2 separate regions of the Mus musculus genome follow, and region 2 is linked to region 1. Evidence: chromatin loops called from intact Hi-C (ENCODE). Cell type or tissue: left cerebral cortex. All regions are shown on one strand. Links, peaks and the distances in the headings refer to the core of each region. The heading gives the core; the rest is flanking DNA. Region 1 holds the start of Itpr1 (inositol 1,4,5-trisphosphate receptor 1). Region 2 overlaps Itpr1 (inositol 1,4,5-trisphosphate receptor 1).

Evidence for each region. Hi-C counts contacts between places; a loop is a spot of excess contacts. Peaks named below come from ENCODE experiments on the same cell type or tissue, not always from the same donor. Only the 100,000 strongest peaks of a DNase experiment are listed, where the experiment ranks them.
Region 2: it touches region 1 in a loop (2.6-fold over the local background); 2 of 42 quality-filtered maps call a loop at or near these places.

What each region holds. Positions count from the first base shown.
Region 1 is chr6:108,205,778-108,217,261 of GRCm38, forward strand. It overlaps Itpr1 (inositol 1,4,5-trisphosphate receptor 1), which reads left to right and starts at 7,319. Exons shown (of 62, transcript NM_010585.5): 1 at 7,319-7,576; 2 at 8,426-8,501. Gm38872 (predicted gene, 38872) reads right to left here and starts at 7,141. Exons shown (of 3, transcript NR_167935.1): 1 at 7,078-7,141; 2 at 6,829-6,996; 3 at 6,479-6,663. In left cerebral cortex, for the core only: a CTCF peak has its summit at 6,655; DNase peaks (open chromatin) are centred at 6,353, 6,722, 7,264, 8,017 and 2 more places; H3K4me3 peaks cover 4,089 bases; H3K27ac peaks cover 1,091 bases.
Region 2 is chr6:108,402,205-108,413,688 of GRCm38, forward strand. It overlaps Itpr1 (inositol 1,4,5-trisphosphate receptor 1), which reads left to right. Exons shown (of 62, transcript NM_010585.5): 33 at 1,068-1,319; 34 at 3,196-3,321; 35 at 3,886-4,014; 36 at 8,605-8,725. Among named protein-coding and RNA genes, the nearest start is that of Gm35165, 65 kb to the right of the region's middle. In left cerebral cortex, for the core only: a CTCF peak has its summit at 6,145 (motif pointing left); DNase peaks (open chromatin) are centred at 6,134 and 8,704.

The sequences.
Region 1 (11,484 bases), core at 2,319-10,318:
TCAGCTCTTCTAGAGAATCCTAGAAGACCACAGGCCCCTTTATCAGTAAGCCTTTAAAATACACTCTACTTTTCCCTTGTCTCAAGAATTTTTTGCTTCTACTTCATTTATAAAAGAAAACAGACGATGAGACTTGTAATTTAATGGCTGTTATTAATCAAATTTACTTGTGGATTGGGCATTTCCCCATAAGTGTATGGAAAGTTGTTTATTTTCCTCCACTTCACAGCATGGATTAACATGTCATCAGACTTATTGGTTCAAAACGTAGTTCATAAATAGGTTAGCAGGGTACCCCCTTTCCTTTCAATATTGGTGCCTCTTCCCTTGTGATATGCTCTGAAAATAAGTGAAGCAGAGGAGAATTAAAGGCTAATTTAATCCGAGAACCTACTTTCTAATACTGGTTTGGGGTCAGGCTGAACATATTATTCTAAAAAAACTTTTTTTAAAAAATCAGAAGCAAGGACAGACAGCTAATTAAACAGCGAGATTTTCTATTCTAATGAACGGCTCCTCCCAAGTCTCAAGTCTAAAGCAGCTGCACTGAAAGACTTTGCCTTTTCTGAAGGTCAAACTACTATTCAAGAGTGCCCAAGTTAACAGTTAAACGTAATTAGCAAAGTCTTACAAGACTCTTTCTTTTCAAAGACCAAACAAATTTACTTACTATTAAATGGAGTATTTTCATTTTGCCATGCAATGTTTTCTCCCTTTTGGACAGAAGAGGGTACTCAGACCCTTGGGGTTGAAAGGGCCTTTTTCTAGGAGTTGAAGTCTTTGGGAAACGATCATCATGTTTTCTTAAAAACCCTTTTCACGATACGAGTATCATATGCCTGTTTAAAAACTTCTTCTTCTTTACAGAATGGCTCATTTGATTATGGATAGATGATGTAGTCTCTTTCTTAGAGTGTACCAGATGTTGAGTAAGGCTTAGTCTGTCTTTAAAGAGATTCACTTTTCCTCCCCTCCTCACATCTGCCTTCTCCCCCTCCTTGTCTTCCTCCACTCCTGGCCCCCTTTCTCTTCCTCCTCCTAACAGGTACTACAAGAGGTACACACACAACACAGCACAACAGAACAAAACAAAAACAAAGGCTAATTTTGAAGGAAAAGTTGACTGAAAATACCTGAACTGCCCCTTCACTCGCTGTATTAAAGTTAATATAAACGGTTGAGTGACTTAGAGCCATGTAGTATGTAATATATTAATGGAGAAACATGGCTGCATGAAGGGACAGGTGCCTGTTGGAGGTAAGAAGCTGAGGCAGGCAGAGGGCTTGAAAGCATCTGGGCGGTTTGCTAGGCCACAGCTGCATACTCTGCACTCCACACCTGGAAGGAAACCCAGAGTATGGGGTGAAAGACCAGCTGGTGACTGTGGTTTGTGAGTGCCAAGCAGCAAGTCTTGGAACTTTGTGAGTTCCAAACAGAATGTTGAAATGAAGAGAAAGGCAGACAGCAAAAGCTCTTTGCATTCCACTGGCTTCCTTCTTCCCCAGTGCTCCACAGAGCTCTGGGTAAAACAGGAGGCGACTCATCCAGTCAGTAACTGTCTGATAGTGATAGCCCAACATTAACTAACCAACGCCTACACTCCCAGTCCTGCTTCTCTGGGCTGTTCCTATCTTAATGATCCTTATTGTGAACCATGAACCTCAAGTGCTGCATCTGGGCTGAACTCATCATATAGGTTGATCATAGCCTGGGAAGGTAATAATTGGAGAGAAAAGCAAGTAGTTGATTTGCTTCAATCTGAAAACATCACCATAGGACAGGAAAAGTAGAAAAGTTACAGGCTTCACTTGATTGGTGACTGATTTAAGTAAAATTTAATGCTGGGTTAGTGACTATATTTACTGTAGTCTGCAAAAGTTCTCAAGTTTTCTACTATCTTTTTCTCATGCACAATACCTTTTGCTTTTCTGGTTGATTTGGGACACATAAATAGCTTTAAGAAGTATTGCCTTAAGAAGTCTTATTGAAATACATAGAATTCTCATAGCCTGGAGACTATTGGCATGAAAGTTGCTAGGTTATTACTAGCTTGTAAGCTAAATAATTTTTAAAAAACAATTTATTGAAACCTAACTGTCTTCAAAATAACTGCAAAAATATTACAAAAGAGAATCCACTATCAATAAATATTTCACATAGGGTTCTCTTCATGGCTTTTTAATGAGATTGTTATATATAAATAAAGAAATGTATACTTTTTTTTTTTAGGTTACATGATAGTGTAGGTTTTGAGATTGAGTTTCAAATACCCTGAGACATAACTTTGTGGCATTCTAACCTAAATAAATCATTTCCCTACAAGCTGCAAAATAATTAATTTTTAACTATACCTATATATGATTTTTTAAAAAAACATGGATTCCTGAATTCTTGCATACAGTAGAGCTCCAGGCGAGGCATAGTGGAATATGACTGTGTTCACATAAGGAACTGAGGGCTCCTGAGTTCAGGTGAGTTGGGTTATTTCGTGAGACCCCCATCTCAAAACAACAAAGTAGCTTCCCGAATCTCCTTTGACACCAGGATTTCATTTCTGCTGTAATAATGATAGTGTGATAATAAAAAGTCGGCAAGGCATTTCAAGGCTCCTGGTCCAGTTCGCCTGCCCTAGCATGTTAGGATAACAGTCTTATAGATGGGAGGCAGGAAGTGGGGCTGGATGGTCTACTTTGTGGTAAACTCCTAACTTTGCATGTTTCACAGGAAAATAATGTGTAAGAAATTAATAATCCTTATGGTTTTGGGATTCCAGACAGCATGGACAATAATACCATCAGGGGTGGCACAGCTGCCTTTTCCATATGGAAAAAAAGCAGTAGCAAATAGTTTTTGTCTATATTTTTAAAAAGCATGCTAAGTGAATCCTCTACTACAGAGCTACAAACCCAACCCAGTTTTTTTGCTGACTTTTGTAAGTTCTGTGTTGCCTGCTTGGTGTGGTCACTGATACTTCATCCCAGTTCCCTCTAGTCCCCAGGTGACTAAGTAGCAGGCTCTTCTAAATTCTCGAGATCAGACAACAAACGAAGAGCCTCCAATTTGTGATGTTTTCTCTTGGCGGAACAGGATGTCCTGGGCCTGGATACAGGAAATGCCTTCCCTTTCTAAGCTTCAGACTAACTTCTCCTCTTTCCTGTTTTTTCTTTATTTGTTTTTTTAAATTCCAGCTCTGTCTCGTCTTGTGTAGACTATTGAGGGTCTGCAGGTTATCGCTTCTCCTGGCCATCCTTAGAATTCTAAGACCTCATGACTCAATAAGTGCTGAACACCCCTCTCTTTACCCAGTGCCCAAGTTAGAGCTACAAACGGTACACAAATACTCATCTTCAAAGATCGTATCTTGCCTGTAAGAACAAAAACCACACAGAACGCTCAAACACAATCGTCTTGTGAGTGTGCCTATGACTGAGTTTTGGACCATTCAGTGCAAAAACTCCAAGGACTGATGCTACTACTATTTGGAATATCTGGTGGTGTTTAGACATGTGTGTCCAAGAGTTTTATAAAATTATCCAAAAGAACTATATCCTCTTTCTTCTACCATAGAAGGTTAAAAAATGGTCAGGAAAGACACTCTAGGAACTACATAGACAATATCGATTTCTCTTTACTGATATTTCTCATGCTCAATGGTAGTCCATCACACCAGGTAAAAAAGAAGTTCTCTCCAGGACAGAATGAATTCCGATTTGAGTGTCAGCTTGTTGTCTTGCCATTTAAGGGGGACTTGAAGAAGCTATTTACTGAAGCATTCAAGGCTCACTATGATAGTCATGTATGACTGGGCTTTGTGACTAGAGGAAACTAGGGATTTGTGTTCCAACAAGCTGACACTTGGTTTGTGGCCAGGCATGGTCTCAGGGTGAGCTGCTCTATTTTCCTGGCCTTGGTGCTCATGTTTTTGTTTTGGTAAAGCTCAGGTAAGGTTTGGAAGCTCTTTCATGTCCTGTAACTCAATGACTGTCTGGGCCGACAAGGCTGGAGAGGATTAGTCCCATCACTCTCTCCACAAGCACACACCTTGGATATTAATGGTGCAGCTGGTTGTCAGCCTTGCTTTTTCTGAATCCTGCTTTCCTTGGCACATCTTGCTTTCTTTAGTAGGAGGGGACCTGAGGGTGGGTTTCTCAGCAGATGAATTTAGAATTTAGTCCAAGTCTGCAGCCATGGATTGCTGACAAAAACTGTTTCTATTTGTGGGGTTTCCCTGGAGTAAGTTGCTGTGCTAGCTTTGGACTTTCTTCAGACTCAGTCTCTAACACTGTCCTGACTGCAAAGTCCTCTGACCTCCCTACGTGGGCATTTCAAGGGTAAAGTTACACATGGGTACTTTTGTGGCAGATTATCTTTTTTTTTAAACTAGGCACATGTATGGTATGTGTTTATATAAACATGTTTGCATATGTATAGGGATATTTGTTCATGGCACATATGTATGTATAAGCATGTCAAGGCCCAGAGGTGCTAGTTGCAGATTAAATTTTTAGTCAATTTAAAAAGTAAAAAAAAGTCAGGAAAAGTCATTTCAAGTGTGTGGTCCAACATATCTGAAGCCTTGCGTTTGAAGTTTAGGTGCTTGAAACTCATTGTGTATTTTATAAGTACTTCACATCTTCTTTAGAACTAGCTGCATCCTCGGTGCATACATGGCTGATAGCTCCTGGATTGGAGATGCATGTCTAGAAAAATTCTTCCCAAGAAAAATTATAACAGAGAAGCAGCAGCTCACCCCCCACAGACACACACACCCTCTCCTCAGCTCATAAAGGAGTATAAGCCACTCATTCTAGCATCTATCACCGTTAGCATTGCCACACATCAACTGTCTGACACAAAGAATCTCTTTGAGCCATAGTAGAATTAGCAAAAGTATTTTCCTGTGATCTGGCAGCTTCCAGAACTTGCCAAACGTTGAACAGCACTATGTGCACACACTGACAAAGCAAACTGATCTGAGCAGCTAAACGGCCCAAATGCTCAGAAAGACATGCTTCTGTTGCCTTCTGTATGCTCAATGCACCTTCCATTACAAGGTTGCAGGAAACTTTTTTTTTTTTTCCAAATCTGCAAAAATGTGCAAACAGAAGGGTAAGCCTTTTTGAGTCAAGGGGACTGGAGTACACAAATGTAAGGAAGACATGGTCTCTCACTGAAACTTCCGGCTGGGGAGGGAAGACCATGGATAAACTACACAAAGGGCTTGTGTCTACAGTGTGGGGAGGATGAAAATGAGCTGCCGGTGCCTCTCAACTATGGCCAAGGATTCTTTTGCAAATCCACATTAGAATATCATGAAGCAACCCCCACCCGTTTTGTGGGCTGATTTGTTGAAATTGCTTGAAAGTTAGGGTCAAAGGGACTTGGAAAGTGGATCAGGTTGTTTTTATCGGGGAAAGGAAAAAACAACAGATATGAAAGGTGTGGATTCCTCTGTGGTGACAAGTTGGGGTTTTTCCCGAGGACAGACAGGCAGCTTGAAGCATCCCCACTTGCCTCCTAGATTGCCAACGGTGCCTTTTGGATATAACTTAACCTGCATGCCTTTAGCTTTCCATGTGCTATCGCTGAAATGATCTACTTAAATTACTTAGAAACAATGCCTGGGCCACAGGACGCACCCGTGTGATGCCCCTAATGGTTAGGTTGAGCACTAAATATGCAATAATTGTTACCTATTTTGCCCTCTATTGTTCTTAAAGTTTCACGAGAGGAGGCAAGGCTGTTGAATCACGTAATAGGAAAAGAGAACAGGCAAACATTAATGAGTATTGAATCCCTCTCTAGATGGCAAACCTGGGGTAAAGAGTTCAAGGTGATTTGCCTAAGGGCTTAGAGGCTGCTCCTAAAATAGGAGGGGCTCCTTTAAGGAGGTGGTGATGGAGGTCCCAATGGGCAAGTGCTTAGTATAGGTACAGGTTGGAGTTGCAAAGGAGACCAAAGTTAACCTGGCTTGTCCTGTTCTTTGGCCTTATACCTGCTGTATACAAAGAGGTTACAAACCCAGAATCAGTGACACTCAATAGCATGCTGTACAGAAAGCAGGTAGGCTGAGCTCTGTAGAACCATTTGTTTTCATTACAAGGATTACTGTTAACAGGTCTTTAGCGGTAGCAGACAGACCCCCATTTAGGATGTTATGATATATTTTGGCGCGCTCTCATATCCTGGCACAGTGCCTGGCCTGGCACCCAGATGACACCCGGGGAACGTTTGTGGAATGAATACGTGCAGTCTAGTTTGTAGGGTGGGATGGGGAAGGAGACAGTAGGATAACTTTGCCTGTGATGCAAACTCTTCTTCCCAAGACCAAAGTTCTATGCACTTTGCAGCCTGGAGCCTACACTATTTTCTGGTGTGTGGAAATCCATTTCAGCCCAGAGGCTTGGGTTGAAGACTTGCAGCACGCCTCGCCTGGACGCACTCATCTTAGTATAAGCAGTTTTCTCTGAAGCCCTTATTTTTTTGGTTTGCGGTTTATTTACTTTAGCGTTTACAGATTCCAGGAGCATAGGGGTCTTAGAAGCGGGGTCAGGACCGAGGTCGCGGTTTGTATTTCTTTCCTGCTTCGCGATCACAACATCAGCAAGTCACAACATGGTTCCTTTATTTGCTCACTCGTCAGGGTAGCGTTTCTTTTACCTCCTACCGGGCGACGAAAGACAGACCCAGCTCGAATTCAGAAAAGGGCTCTCACACGATTACCCCGCATCCTCAATAGCAGGGACCACCCCATTTCCAGACTTAGTTTTTCATGCAGACACTAGCAGGATCCAATAAAAAACTAGACCAGATTTAATAAAGACAAACTTGTTTCTTTAATCCTTGACCGCAAACACTGGCGTTTTTGTGCCTCGGATTTCTGAAATTCTTGGCTCCAGGACACAGGGCGCGCGGGGGTGGGTAAATAGCTTGTAAAAACTTCCCGAAGCAGTAATCCGAGCTCTTCCTCTCTCTCCGGACCCTAGTGACACCTGACTTTAGGAAGGGAAGATACAAGTCAAAAGAGAAGGGTTCACAGAGGTAGGGGACATACCCAGTGGGTCGGGCTTGCCAAACCTGGGGAGTCCGGTGTTCAGACACAAGTTCGCAACCCGAGCCTTCAGCCTGGGCGCCTCTTCCCCCTCCCACCCCTGGTCAGCGCGCGGGAGTCTATTTAGAACCCAGCCCCGGAGCCCAGGGGATTCTGGGACTTGTAGTCCCTCTGCGCAGCCCCAGGCGCCGGCACGACCTGGGACTCGGACTACATTGCCCAGGGAGCTTCCCGGCCTATATAAGCGGTCGGGCGCTGCTTTAAAGTGCAGTAACCATGTGGATGTTCTGCTGAAGCGTTTCCTCAAGCCTGCCGGGGTGGGAGGAGAGGAGGAGGTGGTGGTGGTGGAGGAGGTGGAGGCAGAGGGTGGAGAGAGAGAAAGCGCACGCCGAGAGGAGGTGTGGGTGTTCCGCTCCCATCCTAACGGAACGAGCTCCCTCTTCGCGGACATGGGATTGCCCAGCGGCTGCTAACCCCTCTCCTGGTCCTGATCCCCCAAACCGGCGTGGCTCCCCGGTCACCAAGGTAGCTGCTGGGGCCGGGCAGAGGGCGCGGGGAGTTGGCACTAGCTCCCGTGCGCAGAAGTTTTTGCCCTGATCACCGGGAGTTCTTGGTGGCTTTGGTGGCTTTGCATGCACTTGGCGTGTATTTTGGGGCTTCTTTCCCTGTGAACAGTTTTGGGGGGAGGTATATATTTTTTTTCAGGCTTAAGTAACCCCAAACGTCCTCGACTCTAGTGACCGGTTTCAACCTCCTTCCCCGTATTGAAATGGCATTCCCCCAAGTTGGAAACGGTTGGAGTGTCTGCAGGAAATAGTTTTTTTTCCCCCTGGGGGGGGGTATTTGAGGGGGTCATATGAGTTCGCTCAAGGAAATAATCTTTCTAAAAATGTAGCTAGCCCTGTTGCGCTGCTCAGCTGGTAGGATAATGCATGCGTGGGGGTCCCCGTGGGTTAAAAAAAAAAAAAAGGAAGAAAACCGGAGGAAGGGGGGGGGGGGCGATGAGGAAAGAAGTGTGGACGGAGCTCGTGCCCAATGAGGACGCGGGTTTCACATACTTGGCCTCCACGCGGGGAAACAAGTGCTTTGGGATCTCAACACGTCCCTTACTTCCATCCACCTTCAATCCCCATCCGGCGTGTTCGAAGTTTCTGCGTGTCTGATCTTTCTGGCCAGCTACTGACGGGAAATAAGCATGCTGGGTTTGCTTTTATTTGGGGGAAAGAGATCCCTCCGACTTAGCTGCTAAATTTGGAGGGGAGTGGGATCTGCAGGAAAAGCGGAGGCTATAAAAGTCAAAACTTGGATTTGAGAATTTCTGATAGACCCTCGCGAGATCCCCTACTCAGTCTTCTTTCTTTGTTAAATATTTAGGAGCTGATTACAAGGGACCAGGATTTGCATCCTTGGCTGGGCGTCCATTGGCTACAGAGTGCCTGACCTGGGTCAGGTGAGTGTGCGAGCCGAGTGCTGTAGTCAAAAATGGGTTTTTGTCCTAAGCATTTTCTAAGTCCTCTTGTAGCTGCCATAGAGGTAAAGTAGGGAAAAGAAAGACACCGTGGTCAAAATTGGTCATGGTCTTGGGTGAGTAAAGGTCTAGTGACAGCCACTTTTGAAGGTCGCTCAGAAGTGAAGCATGGCGGGGTGAGGGGGGTGGGGTGGGGAAGATGTCGGTAAGCGACCACAACGTGCAGTTAAAGGGACTGTAAAGTGGGTGGTCCCTTACCAGCCTGAGAGGAGCCCTCATTAGTTTAATTCCCAAAGATGCAGAACTTTTCATCTGCCAAGATCCCTAAGCAAGAGTGAGATACCCCTCCCTTTCACAAACTGTCACTTTGTTCTGTTCGGTTGTGGGCATGCCTGTACCCAGAATGGGCTGGGCTGCAAGAAATGAAAGTGACAAATTGAAAGAATGAGAACTTAAAAACGGGAAGGAAGAGCTTAAAGAATACTACAGTCGCTTCCAGGGTTTCACTGGAGCCACCTGAATGTCAAGGAACCCAGCGGGCTTCTCTTGCTTTGGGACCTGTTCCTGGATGAGGAGCTGAGGGCAGGCAGCATTTCTGTCAGTATAATGGCATATTTAAAACCATCACAGCCCGTTTCTAGAAAATAAAGCTTCTGTAGGTACAGGTGCCACTATGGTTTCAGGTTTGGCCATTGGATTTTGTTTTTGTTTTTGTTTTCCTAAAATGTCTGGGAATTGAGTAAACAACAAGTTAATAGGGGTGGGTGGTGAGCTGTGGGCAGCTGGTCCTTGGTAACTTCTTTAATGTCCTAAATATTTAGCTGTTCCCTGGGCTACAATCTTTGGGCTTTTCTAATTAGTGAATAAAAGCCAGATACTTCATTATGGTAGTAGAATGCTTTTGTTTCCTGTTGATAAGGTCCTCAGGAATACTGGCAGAGCGGGAAACATTTGGAAGGGAAGGCTAGTTCTTCTGTGGACTTAAGTCTATGTTGATTAAAGCTTGGGGTCAGCCTTCTCTTTGAAGTACATTACAGACGAGGTTAACTGGTCCACAGACTCTTCTCTATCTTTTGCCTAAAAATAATGAGGCTGTTCCATTAGGTAGTAGCAAGCCAGCTGCAGAGCTGTATCCCAGAAGACCTTAGATGTGGGTAAAGAAACCAAGATACAGAATGAAGTCACTGGGCAGCCCGGGCAGTAATGTGTACCGCTTGTGTTTAAGTTTATGGAGAACTGGGCGGGGGGTGGGGGGAGATGCTAGGAAAAATAGTAAACATATTGATCTTAATGCATTAACTTATTTATGTCTTACCAACAATGTACAAGCTATTCTTAGTTTGATGTATGAAGAAAATGATAGCGCCATTGGCAGGGATAAAAGACTGTAGGTATTTGTAGGAGGATTTGACGTTGGGCTGAATTCATTTTGGAAAGCTCTGTGTTGAAAGCTTGAATCAGGACAGTTAAGGAAAACCAGAGGAAAGCCAGTGTCTCCGTGCAGCCTTAGGCCTGGCTCATATCTGAAGTATAGCGTGGTCATTCACATCACGGCACCTGAGCAGGTTTGAAGGAGTCAGGTGTGTCTCTACGTGAATAATTGGAGAGCTTAAACCGCTTTAGTTTTACCTGTGGAATGTTGGTAGCTTGTCCTGTGGCCTCTGGCTTGCCTGGCAACTAGTTGTTGCAGTGGTTTTCTTCTCCATTCCTTTCTTTCTTTCCCCATTTCTTTCATGGATGTGTGCATTGCATGAGTATACGGGGCAAGCACAATCTGCTCTTGACTAAATCAATTCGGAACAGAAAATCTCATCAAGATTTCCTTCTAACTAAGCAAGGGAAGTTCTTTATGTTCCAAATGAATCACTCCGGCCTCTCCATCGAAGCCCGCCCAGGAAAGTCACTGAGGCATTATTACCCATGCAAAAAGGTGGCTCCTTTTGCCAGCCTCCCTTGAGGAATGGGAGGAGCAGTGGTGGCTTAGAAGAGAAATAGGTTAGTGCCACAAGAACAATCTGTTGACTTTGCCCTCAAAGTGGTTTCAGCTGCAAAAACACTAGACCGTGGAGGTGGGGTGGGAATGGGACACTCTGGAACTAATTCAATGGTGTGCAAGGAAAGGACTTGAGAAAACTTCACATGGCTTCTTAGCTAATAATGATCTCATGGAGATTCTGTTCTACTTTTTTTTTTTTTTTTAAATACAGGCAGCTCTTTTAAAACAAACCAAATGAAACAACAGATACCAAATACGAACAACAGACAAAAAAAAAAAATCTTCCAAAATAAAAGCAGTCCTGGAGTTAGGTTTCTAGGTCAAGCTGTCCTTGGATACTTCTAATTAAGGAATCTACACAAGGACAGTGTTCTGTCTTGTCTGCTATTGGTTTGATGTTTTAAAATAAAATGCATTGCACTTACAGATCCCTGATACCTAGAATTGCATGCAGTTGTGTTAGCTTTTTTTTTTTTTTTTTTTTTTTTTTATGTTTTGCTGTTGAAGTTTGAGGACTACACTTAGGCTTGAAGTCAATGGTATGAATTACAGTACTTGTGTGGGTCCTTCTACCTGTTAGAGTGTCCAGGAGTGTTCTGAGAAGATTCCTAGTGGGAAAGGAGCTAAATGAACACCTGAAGCCGCCACCTGGTAGACCATGAGATTCCCTAGGCTGCTCAGAGTTGAAATCAAAGCTGTCGGTGAACCCGTGGACCTCACTGACTTTCACCCTGCTACAATTGTTACCATTCGTGTGTCTCTGTGTTGCTGAGTCCACAGATTTCTTGAATACCTGCTACGTGCCAACTGTGCTCTAGGTGCCTTGGGTATGGCAATGAGCAATCAAGTTGGTTCCTCGGGGCTTTAGTAGGAGCCAGTGGGAAGTGATCAGCGAAAACAAACAGGTATCGTAGTATGGCAGGTGCAGAGAGTTGTGGAGCAAAAGTCAACAAGGAGGGGATGAACAGA
Region 2 (11,484 bases), core at 2,228-10,227, 200 kb after region 1:
CATTGTTCTGAGAAATTTGTAATTGAGTGTTTATTCTCAACCCAACAACACTTTTGAGTCAGAGGTCACATTTTGTCCCCATTTTTTACTCAGAAACAGAGGCAGGTAAGACAGCAAAGTATTTGTCTTGGGATCTAGACCCTTGATTGGAATTCATGAAAATTAATTGTTAATAAGCAAACAGACCTCTGGGGGATGTACCTCAGTACAGCATGCATAAATGAACAAGGTCCTAGGCTCACTCACTAGTAGCGTCCTCCTTCCCCCAATCCTGCAGTTCCTGAGTTGAGGATATGTTGGCATTGAGTAAATAGTATTGACTGAGTTTATTTTGACTTCTGCACCAGCCCTTTATAAAACTTTTGTATTTCATGTTGTGCTAAAATTGATGTACATTAAAATAAATGTATTAGAGGCCACATCCAAGGAAACAAATTATGCCTTGATTTTCTTTTGCCCTGTTGTTTTCTTCTGTCACATGGCAGGACCTCACAGCCGAGACTGGTCTGAAACTCAGTGTTCAGTCAAGGCTGGCCTTGAACTCATCATCCTCCTGCCTCAGCCTCCCGGGTGCTAACATTATAGGCACGTACCACCACACCCAGCTAAAATGACTTGACATTTTGATGAGGGCAGAAAGAAAAGCATCTTAGGTAGATGTGGATAACTTATGACCAAAGACATACGACACTGGATGGAAGACTTCCATCAGGATGCCTTTTAAAATATACCACGCTCTGCAAATATTTAAGCTAGAAAAACGGCCGCCTGATAGTACACGCTAGCAGTCCCTATTTCCTTTTAATGGCCTTGTGTGCAGACTGGTCCTCCCCTAGTCGATCTCTTAGGGTCACCTCGGATATTTCTGTGTCTTTGGCTTCATATGATGCTTTTAAGAAAGTGTGGTTGGTCAGTCCAGAAACAAGTGGGATGGATCTAGATGAGTTTAGTGATAAGGACACAACCTGTGTGGGGAAGGAAGTCTCTCTTCCTCTGCATGTGGAGTTGTGTAAGGCTGCCTCACTCCTGCAGGCTTGCAGCAACAATGAACACTTTTCTCTGTGTAGCTTGTCAACTCTGGAGAGGACGTCCTCGTGTTCTACAATGACAGAGCCTCTTTCCAGACTCTGATCCAGATGATGCGGTCCGAGCGTGACCGGATGGATGAGAACAGCCCTCTCATGTACCACATCCATCTGGTGGAGCTCTTGGCCGTGTGCACAGAGGGCAAGAATGTGTACACGGAGATCAAGTGCAACTCCTTGCTCCCGCTCGATGACATCGTTCGTGTGGTCACTCATGAAGACTGCATCCCCGAGGTGAGTAGCCTGTGGAGCTGCGTGGAGACATGGTGGCTGGCCTGGGAAGCCCGCAGATTTCAGGCCCTTCAGCTCATGGTGCAGAAAGACTTCGTGTCACTGCAACAGTGTTTGCCTCCATATTGATACTGTGTGAAAAGAACAGGAGTCAGGTGAGTCTCTGCTTCCTCCCCAAATCTGGGATAAAAGCCTCAGGGTTGGGGAACAAATTCATCTCACAGAGGATGTGCGCCGAAGGAACTGCCTAGAAGAGAAGCTATCAATGGATTGAGATAGCTTCACCTGTAAGTTTAATTCTTCCAAGCAAGAACTCATAGTACAGAAAGAATGTGTAATCATTGTACAGAATTGGGGAACTGTAAGAAATGAAAATGACCTGAAATCGCACTTCCCTCAGAGAGTACCTGCAAAGCCAGGTATGGTGGCATATGTCAATTATTTCAGCACTCAGAAGGCAGGGGTAGGAGGATTGCCATGAATTTGAAGCTAGCCTAGGCTACATAGTAAGTACCAGGCCATACACAGTAAAACTCTATCCCCAACAGACAAAGAAGTAAATCTCTTCACCCATTCTTCCCATTTCTCTCTGCATAGCAACTATGGCTTCCAGTATCCCACTCCAGTGTTCCTGTGCCCCATTCTCAGCATGGTCCCTTTTAACTCCCTTGGTGCCTGCAGTTACTCTAGGCTATGGACTCACATCTAAAGAGCTGACTCTTACAAATGAGAGAAAGCATGGCGTTTGTCATTCTGGGTCTGTATTGCCTCACTCAATTTAACATTTTCTGGTTCGCTCCATTTACCTGAAAATTTCATGATTTCATTTTTCTTTGTTGTTGACTAGAATCCCATCGTGTAGATATATTCCCCATTTTTATTGTCCATCCATCAGTTTAAAGGCATTTAGGTTGTTTCCCTGTCTAGTACTGACCATAGCAGACATATCTCTATAAGTCGTCTTGGTAATGTCTAATTCATTCTAGAAGACTTGCTCCCCTCAACACCCCTCCTCCCTCTGGAGCGCTCAGTGCTCCACAGCAGTGTCAACACTTGATATTACCAGGTCTCTCTTGCTTCATTTGTCTCAGTGTGCACATCTCTAGTGCTTGGTTAATTTTCTATTTACAGAGCTCACAATTCTCTCATTTACATTGGACAGATGAGTAGATGGAGCCACAGAGTTCTGTAGTCACCGCCATCATCTATGTACCCCCCAAAGCAACCCCAGAGTAGCCTCATTTCCTTCCCGTTCCCCGTGACTAGATAATCATGGATTTTCCTCTGCCTCTTGTGCTCATTCAGTATAAACGAAATCACACATGCATGCCTTGTTTTGACTGGGTGATTGCAAAATAGTTTCTCACAGCTCGTGCCAGCTTTGCAGGCATTGGTACTTCACTATTACCAAGTAATACTTCCTCATGTCCAGATTCCACACTACGTCACTCCAGCCATCACTGGTGCAGTTGTGTGCTTTTTCCACAGGTTGGCCATTATAAAGGGTGCTGCCAGGGAGACTTAACTGTCATGTTTTATGTGGACGTGGGTCATGCCTTCCCGGCTTCACTCATTGCAAACATCTCCCAGGCTGGACCATGTAATAACGCTGCCTTCTTGCCAACAGGAACAGTGTAGTCAAACTTGAATCTTTTCATCCAACCTTACCTTGAGATCATAAAAACAGTCTCTCCCTAAAGCTTTATGCTTTGGGGTTTTGAATTTTATAGTTGTGAATTTGGAAAATCAAAAAGCTACAGACACGAGAGCCAGCAGGGGTAGTGGAATAAGACTGGGCACCGAACCTTGGAGAGGAAGCGAGAGCTCATGGGCTCCTTGTGGAAGCGGGGTTGTCACAAGAGCTTCTTTCTCCCTTCAGGTTAAGATCGCTTACATTAACTTCCTGAATCACTGCTATGTGGATACGGAGGTGGAGATGAAGGAGATTTACACAAGCAACCACATGTGGAAGTTGTTTGAGAATTTCCTCGTGGACATCTGCAGGGTGAGGCGTGTGTGTGTGTGTGTCTGTGTCTGTGTCTGTGTGTGTGAGTATGATAGGACTGTCTGTCATCCCTGTTCAGAAATGCTGTAAAAGCCAGTTGTGAATTTTCTTCCATGAACAGTTCTGAGTGGAAGGGTCTGTTCATACTTGATACTTTTGTTACTTTTTTCTTTTTAGTAATTTCTTATTTCATCTGTAATATAAGTGATTTTTTTTTGTAACTCAAGGTATAGAACTATTCAATTTGTTTAAAAATTTATTCTCCAACCTTAGAAAGGGCTAATCTTATTCCAAGCAGAACGATTAAATAGTGGACAGGTACTATACTATCCAAAGCATCTCTCATTCCAAAACCCGTGTGGTCACCTATTATACACTGTGACTTCCTGTTTGTCACCTATTATACACTGTGACTTCCTGTTCCACACTGAAATCTTCATGATCATCTGTTATACACTGTGGCCTCCATATCTTTACTTCTGTCCCGTGAGGAATGTCATTTGTTGATATTCTGGAGTAGGCTTGCATACCGAGTTGAGTTCCCAGTCTCTGTCTCTTTTCTAGGCCTGTAACAACACAAGCGACAGGAAGCACGCAGACTCCATTCTGGAGAAGTACGTCACTGAAATCGTGATGAGCATCGTCACCACCTTCTTCAGCTCTCCCTTCTCAGACCAGAGCACCACTCTGCAGGTGAGAACGGCCTCCCGAGGGACAGTTTTCATGTGGGCATCTGCAGTCTACATCCAGGCATGTGCAGGGAGCTGGAAATGAGCCATTCTGCAAAGCCAGAATGGAAGGTGGCTCTGTCAGGGGCCCTTGGGGGCAGAAGGGAAGTTGCCCATAGTACCTGTAGGGATTGGCTCTTGGACCTTCTCGGTCCTCACATACCAAAATCCAGGGGTGCTTAAGTCCTGAACAGTAAATGGTGTTATAGTTGCATAGAAGCTACCCACATGCTCCCTCAGACTTTAAATCGTCTCTAAGCGACTTACAGTGAGCCATGCCATGCAGCCGCTGTGAGAGTAGTTGGCCCACCATATTATTCAGGGGCAAGGAAAACTGTGTATGAATTCCATACAGACCTGATGATTTTTCAGATATTTTCAGTCCTTGATAAATCTGCACATGGAGAACCCAAGGATACACGAGAGTGGCGATCCATTCTTGAGAAGTAGAGCCCATTAACAACAGCCAGGTGCATCATCTCTTTGTACTTTTACACCAAGTGCCAACCAGGAAATCACAGTGATTAATGAGGCCAGACACGCTTCTCTTGTAGTAGAAGGTGACATTCGAGATGGTGATGCCCCAGGAGATAGTGAAACAGTGTTGAAAACCATAAGCTGTATGCCGTGGGTCGGCTGATGGCCCAACAGGTGGAGGCACGTGCTCACAGGCCTGACGACCTGAGTTCAATCCCTGTATCTACTGGGTAGCAAGAGACAATCAGCTTGTAAGGATTGTCCTCTGAATTCCAAACCTGTGCTGTTGAACATGTGTACCTGGAGACAGACAGACAGACAGACAGACAGACACACACACACACACACACACACAGCTTTAAATGGGGCATACATTATGGCTTCTCACCTTGGTTGCTACTGTTTCCTTCTGTGGACTAAATTTATCCAGCATATAAGCAAGAATTGCCAGAGAAGTAAATCTTCAAATGACAAATATTCCAAATCTCTCCTAAGGTGTAGTTTATACCCAGAAATCAAGGTGTAATTCTGAAGACGTAGCTGATAGATCTCTGAACCTTTCATTGGTAATGAACACGCCTGTGTAGCCTCTCGTGCTGTTCCTTTGTAAGGCGTGTCTTCTCCTTAGCTACATCTCAGTTCTTTCTCCCTCCCGCCTCCTATGTCAGAGCTGAGACCGATGAATTTGGCGTTAGATGCACTGCATTTGAGCTGCCAGGGAAATGCCCAAGTATCAGCTTGTAAATGTGAATTCCAGGGAGGAAGAGGAGAATTCTGGAAGCTTTAGAGCAAGACAGATTGGATTCAAATCTCTATTCTGTCCTATCTGAGCTCTGTTAACACAGAGAGGTCACTGAACTTCCTGTTCCCTCCCCTCCCCTCCCTTTTCATGCCTTCTCTTTTTCTCCTTTCTATTTTGAAACAGGGTCTCATGTAGCCTATGGTGGCTCAGACTCACTATGTCACCAAGGCTGGCCTTGACTTCCTGATCCTCCTGCTTTGACCTCCCAACGGTGCCACCACACCTGGCTCAGAACTTATCGTGTATGTCTGGCAAGAATATAATATCAACTTGGTGTGCTCTTGTGAGAATGAGATACAATATTTATTTGAAACATTCAGTATAGTACCTAGCACACAGCAGGAGGTTCAAATGTGGCAGCCTCTACCGGTCTGCAGACTAGTGTCTCAGACATTGCTGGGCCTTTGATGCTGGTATTAACGACCAGCACCTAGTTACCAATTTTTTGAGTTAGTACTTGAGCTCTGAGACTCAGAAGGATAAAATGGCTAAAGATTAAAAATAAAGTCTTAGCCGGGGCAGGGAAGGGACTTCGCGGGGCCTGGAGGGAACATGAATGGTTCAAGAGAGGAGCTGAGAGGCCAGAGGAAGGCGCAGTTATGGATAGGATAGGGATAGGATTCATAACCAAGTAGGACTGCAGGACTATTTCACATTACAGTGTGGTGCCTGCAACTGGAGGCATGGGGAGAAAGGTGGGCAGAGGGAAGACAGGAAGGGAAAAAGGAGAAAGAAATGAAAAGGAGCCACTGTCCCAATGTCCCTTCCACAGTGCCTTACCTATCAAAGGTTCCACCACATTCCAGCAGTGCCCCCTTGTGGATAACTCCTGAAATTACATGTATCCTTGAGTCCCTGTATCACTCTTTACCCAATCAAACAATGAATAGACTATAGGACTAGCCCTGTCCTTTTGGCTAAGAAGTCAAGTGAGCTGATGTCACCATGCTGCCTGTCACATTTTTCAGTTAGGAGGCAACTACTGAGAACTCATTCGGTCACCTTTATATGCCCAGGTATCAGACAGGAGGAAGCAGATGGCTCATAAACACTGGTTCGTGTGAATTGACTAACCAAGGAACACTTCTCCGTGACTTAGACTATAGGGGTCTCGTCTCAAGCTCAGCATTTATAATAATGCCCCTTCCTTCTTCACAGGGTCATTCTAAGGCTAAATGAGATACTCGCGCAGTTCTTAGCACAGGGGCAGGCCAGGGGCAAGGACTCGGGGCAGGTAGCTCTTTCGATTGGGACCCTTTATAAACTCAGAGGTTAAGCAGAAGCCACAGCCATAGGAACTGACTCTAGGTTCCTTGGCCAATTCCTCTGGCTCCCTGTCCCCTTGACCTCTATGAGTACTGAAGCTTGCTGCTGGGTGGTTGGGAGCGCAGGGCAGGCTGTTCTTCCGGAAGATTCCAGTCCCAGCTGACCTGAATGGGGAGAAGAGGTTGAGTCAGCGCTCTGCTGGCCTCTCTTAGCAGTTTTGGATAATTTTATCCTTGCCCAGCCTTTGTCTTATACTAGAACACAAAGGTAACTTCCATGTCACATAGTTATTATCCAGGTCCAAATGAGATCATGCATGACACATCTGGCTTGTATCACGCACCCAACAATGGGAAGATACATGAACCGCATTTGTAGGGGGGAACTGAAAATTCTATTCCTCTGTTTCATTTTCTTAAAACAGGCTCTCTTTCTCCTCTAGCACTTGCCTTGGTTCCCTCTCACCATGGAAATCCCTTTAGATTTCTCACCGCCTCTTTCTTTACTCCTTTCCGATGCACTTTAGTGCAGCCGAATGAGTTATCTGCCCCAAACAGATGACTGGTGCAGCTCACCATACACCTTTGCCTGGCATGTCCAAAGAGAAAAATGTCACATGAATAGAGATAAGAAATCCCTACTTTAAAAAGCATTCAGAAAGTCAGTATCTAATTCACTAGCTGTATGCATGCTCTTACTTTAAAAGGAGTGCAAACTTAGTTCTTCTCATGAGGCCAAAGAGAGGTCTTCTCATAGAAAGCAATTGGCTTGTGCCCGTGCTCTGGGTTAAATGGATATTTATTGTCACTACCCATTACAGCTGGGTTGTCTTTGTACCATCAAAGAGACTGTCATAAATAAGGATAGAGGTGACGTCCCTGCTGACATCCATCTGGCATTCCATTTTTGTGAATTAAAAATATAGTGTCTACAGGACAGCCAGGGCTATAGAGAAACCCTGTCTTGAAAAAGCCAAAAAAAAAAAAAAAAAATATATAGTGTCTAGGGCCAGTGAAATGGCTCAAGTATAAAGGCACTTGCTAGCATGCCTAGTAGGCCTGTGTTTGATCCCTGGAACTCCCATGCTAGAAGGACAGAACTGACTCCCCATGACACACATGAATGCATACAGTTAAACAATAAGTAAATTAAATAAGCAAACAAAGTATTGGACATACAGATGCTAGCTCAGGATGGTGGTTTGCACCTGTAGTGCAGCTGTTGGGACGCTGCAGCAGCAGCAGAATCATGAGGTCAGAGCTTTTCTTGGGACATGGTGCTTCAAGGAGAGTTTGGTCTAAGTGACTGTGGTACATCTAACATGCTGGGGGCCACTCACACCAGGGTGAAATCGCTGACCTGGGTTAATTCATCTGGTTCGTAGTTGCGTGGCTTTACTGCTTTGGAGCGTTTGATTTCCCTGCTCACTCTGGTGATCAGAATTCATTAGATAATATCAAGTTTAAAATGCATCTAAAATAAGTAACATGAAGTCGGTGATACTATTTTATTGCTTTAAAATGCTCCTGAGCTTCTCTCACCATCTAGGCACTGTGTTCTTCAGCTTTCTGTTGATATGATGAAAAAAAAACAGACTAATTTAGTTACAAACAAAAAAAGATTAATTTTTTTTTCCCCAAAGCTTTGCGGTGAGGCAGCATATCATGGCAGGAGTGTCTGATGGGGTAGACATGTTCAACCAATCATAAAAAGAAAGCAACAATAGCAAGGAGGAGGGCAATGTCCCACCCCCTGTCCTTTGGATGCCCGAAGGACCTCTTCCTAGGTCCCACCTCCTTCCTATGGTACCAGTCTGAAGACCAGTCCCTTTAATACATAGCTCTTTAGGGGATAGTCAACATCTACACCAAAGCAGACACATTCTGGAATCCAGTCCTTGACCCTTCTGGAATCCTCCCACTAAGATGTGGAGGGTTCCAGACAGCCTCTGTTTCTAGCCAGGCCATCTGTGTTCTGCAGCCTTCTTCACCTCGCCTCTCTCTCTTATAGACCCGCCAGCCTGTCTTTGTGCAACTCCTGCAAGGCGTGTTCCGAGTTTACCACTGCAACTGGCTGATGCCGAGCCAAAAAGCCTCGGTGGAGAGCTGCATCCGGGTGCTCTCTGACGTAGGTAAGGCAGCCAATCCGTCTGGATGTGGCGGGATGAAAATGAGTGGCCTGCTGTTTACCGAGCCGAGCCGCAGCTCTCCCAAGGAAGGAAGCTGCAAAGCCAGACCCAGAGCCGAGCTCTTGACTCCTTGGCCTCTGTCTTTGCCAAGCCAGCACAGTGAGAAACAGTAAATCCTTGAAAAACAAGATTCCGTAGATCAAAGCCAGACGGCTCTTGGCAAGTGACTATCCATCAAGACTATCAAGACCCTGGGAAGTCCCTCATTCATAGCACGAGTTTGTTTACTCCAGCAGATGCATTTTGCTACGTGGAAATTTTCTTCCTGTGAAGCACCCCTAAGATCCCAAAGAGCACCCTTTCCCGCAAGTGGTGCACTGTTTGCATCTCTCTATGAAGTGGCTGCTTCTCTTTTCCCTCTTTGCTTCCCAACCCCCAAGACTCTTATCTCAAGGCCAGTCTAAAAGGCACTTGTTTATCCCTCCCCATCCTTGCGTTCTGCAATGCTAGTTATTGAACCTTGGCCTATCCCATATTAGGCAAGCACTCTAGCCCTGAACTACACCTCAGCTCTTTCCAAAGGAAAAAAGTTTAAGTGGTACTATCACTGTACATGTTTTGGGGTACAGCATTGTCAGGGGAATTGGCTTCCTGTTGCCATAGAAACCAGATTTCTTTCTTCTACTAGGTTTGAACTAGTTGGTAAATCTCTATATATTGTTACTATCCTGCAACTGCCCGTTATCCAGCCTTTGTCTAGCCTTCCCTTGCCTGAGCACTTTTCCTCTTTTACGTCTACATCTCCTTAAATCAGTCTTCTGACCTCTTCCTCTCTATACCTTCCATGAGTTCTCTTCACAGGAATAAGCTTTCCCACTCAGATGAGAAGTCTTGTGACTGAACTAGAGCCCCAGATCCTGGCAAGCAACAAGCACACTTCTCAGAAACGATGTCCTTGGGAAAGGATAGGATTTATGGGAAAGAGAGCTTTCATAGTGACCAGAAGATGAACATCTCCTCCATGTTATAACTTAGGGCAAGCAGAGGCTGTATTTGTGAGGACTCCTTGCCTTGGTTTTTTTAGGCCCTGCCTTATTCCTGTTCTGTTACAGTCTCAGCTGACAGGTATTACATGAGTGTGCCTGCGTGTGGGTGTTGATGTGTGTGTGTGTGTGTGTGTGTTGGGAGCGATTAGGCTGAGAGAATGCCTGGATGGCCCTATGCTTTCTTCAGACTCGACAGCAATTCATAAAGATGAAATACGCTGTTCAGGCCAAAATGTCTGTGTAAGTCCTTAACCCACAAGTTAATTGGTTTTGATTTAAGGAAGCTGTTGGCTTCATGGGCAGCTTGACACTTGGTCAGAGAAGCTACAAGGCTCAGTAGTCTCAGCAGGAGTGACATGGAGACAGCGGGAAGCCAGCTCAGCGGTAGAGAGCTCACCTAGTCTACACGAGGCCCCGCATCAGTCCCGGGAAATTCGAGGAAACAAAAATAGAGGAGAGAGCCGATGCTTGTGTGATATCTGGAGAAGAGGCAGCCTAGTCCCTTCCCAGACCCAATCGTGCCTCTTGGGAATGGCCTCCTGAGTCAAAGTGTACCTAAAATCCTGTGTATCCCTTTCGGTTTTAGATAGGTCAGTCAGGGCACAGACTTTCTAACAGATAAGCGTGAACCATGTCCCCTGCTTTTTTATATTGTACATTTCTCCCAGGGTCTCCCACTTAATAAACTGTTAGGATATTATTGGCTAGCTACTGATTCTTTTCGTGTGCCTTATATGTTCCCATTAAGAGAAAAATGGTTGCTCTCTAGCCCATCCTTCAAAGCGTTCCAGCTCTTTTCAACGTTAGATACAGGCAGTGGGGAACACTCCCTCTGTTTCCAGTGTTTTGAAGCATCCGTGAAGATAGGAAATGGTTCCATTGGTTTGGGGAGGGTTCCCTACACAGAAACCAGAAGTGTTCACCTTAGGTTCCTTAACTTATACTTAGTAATACTTTCAGACTCGTGGGAAAGTTACAAAACAGATACAGTAGGGCTCCTCTGTAAGTCTCACCTTCTTCCTCCACTCTCAGCATCGCCGTTATTAGTGCACATTGTCAAAAGCTGAAGAATGACAGTGGTACGTTACCACCAACTAAACTCCAGGCCTGACTCAGACTTCATAATGTCTCCATGAATGTCCTTCTTCCGCACTGGGCACACCTCCACTCCTGTCACACACTTCATTGTCATGTGCCCAGTCTGGTCTGGGGCGGTTTTTCTGTTTTTCCTTGTTACTCATGACCTCACCAGCCTTTGCAAACAAGTACTGGCCAAGTGTCCTCAGGTGGCCCTGTGCTGGTTTTCAGCGCTGTTTCCTCATGGGGGAGCGTGGCGTTGTCCTTTGTTAGGGAGGGAAAGAGGAGGAGCCTCCAGTGCAGATGCTGTTTTGTGTCTTGGTCAGTGGAAGTTTGCTTTCTGTAGGCTGTTCTGTAGAACAACAAAATTGGTTATTTTGAGGAAAACAGTTTCTTGGCCAACCAACTTATTTGTCCAGATATTTCTTAAAATGTACAAGCACCCGGGCATTCGTAAGAAGCCAGCCATTCATTTAAACTGGTGTTGAGCTGTTAACATGTCTTCCCCAAGTGTTAATGCTTGGAACCATTTCAGTGTCTGTAGGTACAAGTCCCCAGAGTTTACATTTGTGGTTAAAAGTTGAGTTTCCTCTCTCTCTTCACCAGACCATACATACTTGCCCATTATAGGCGTAGAAA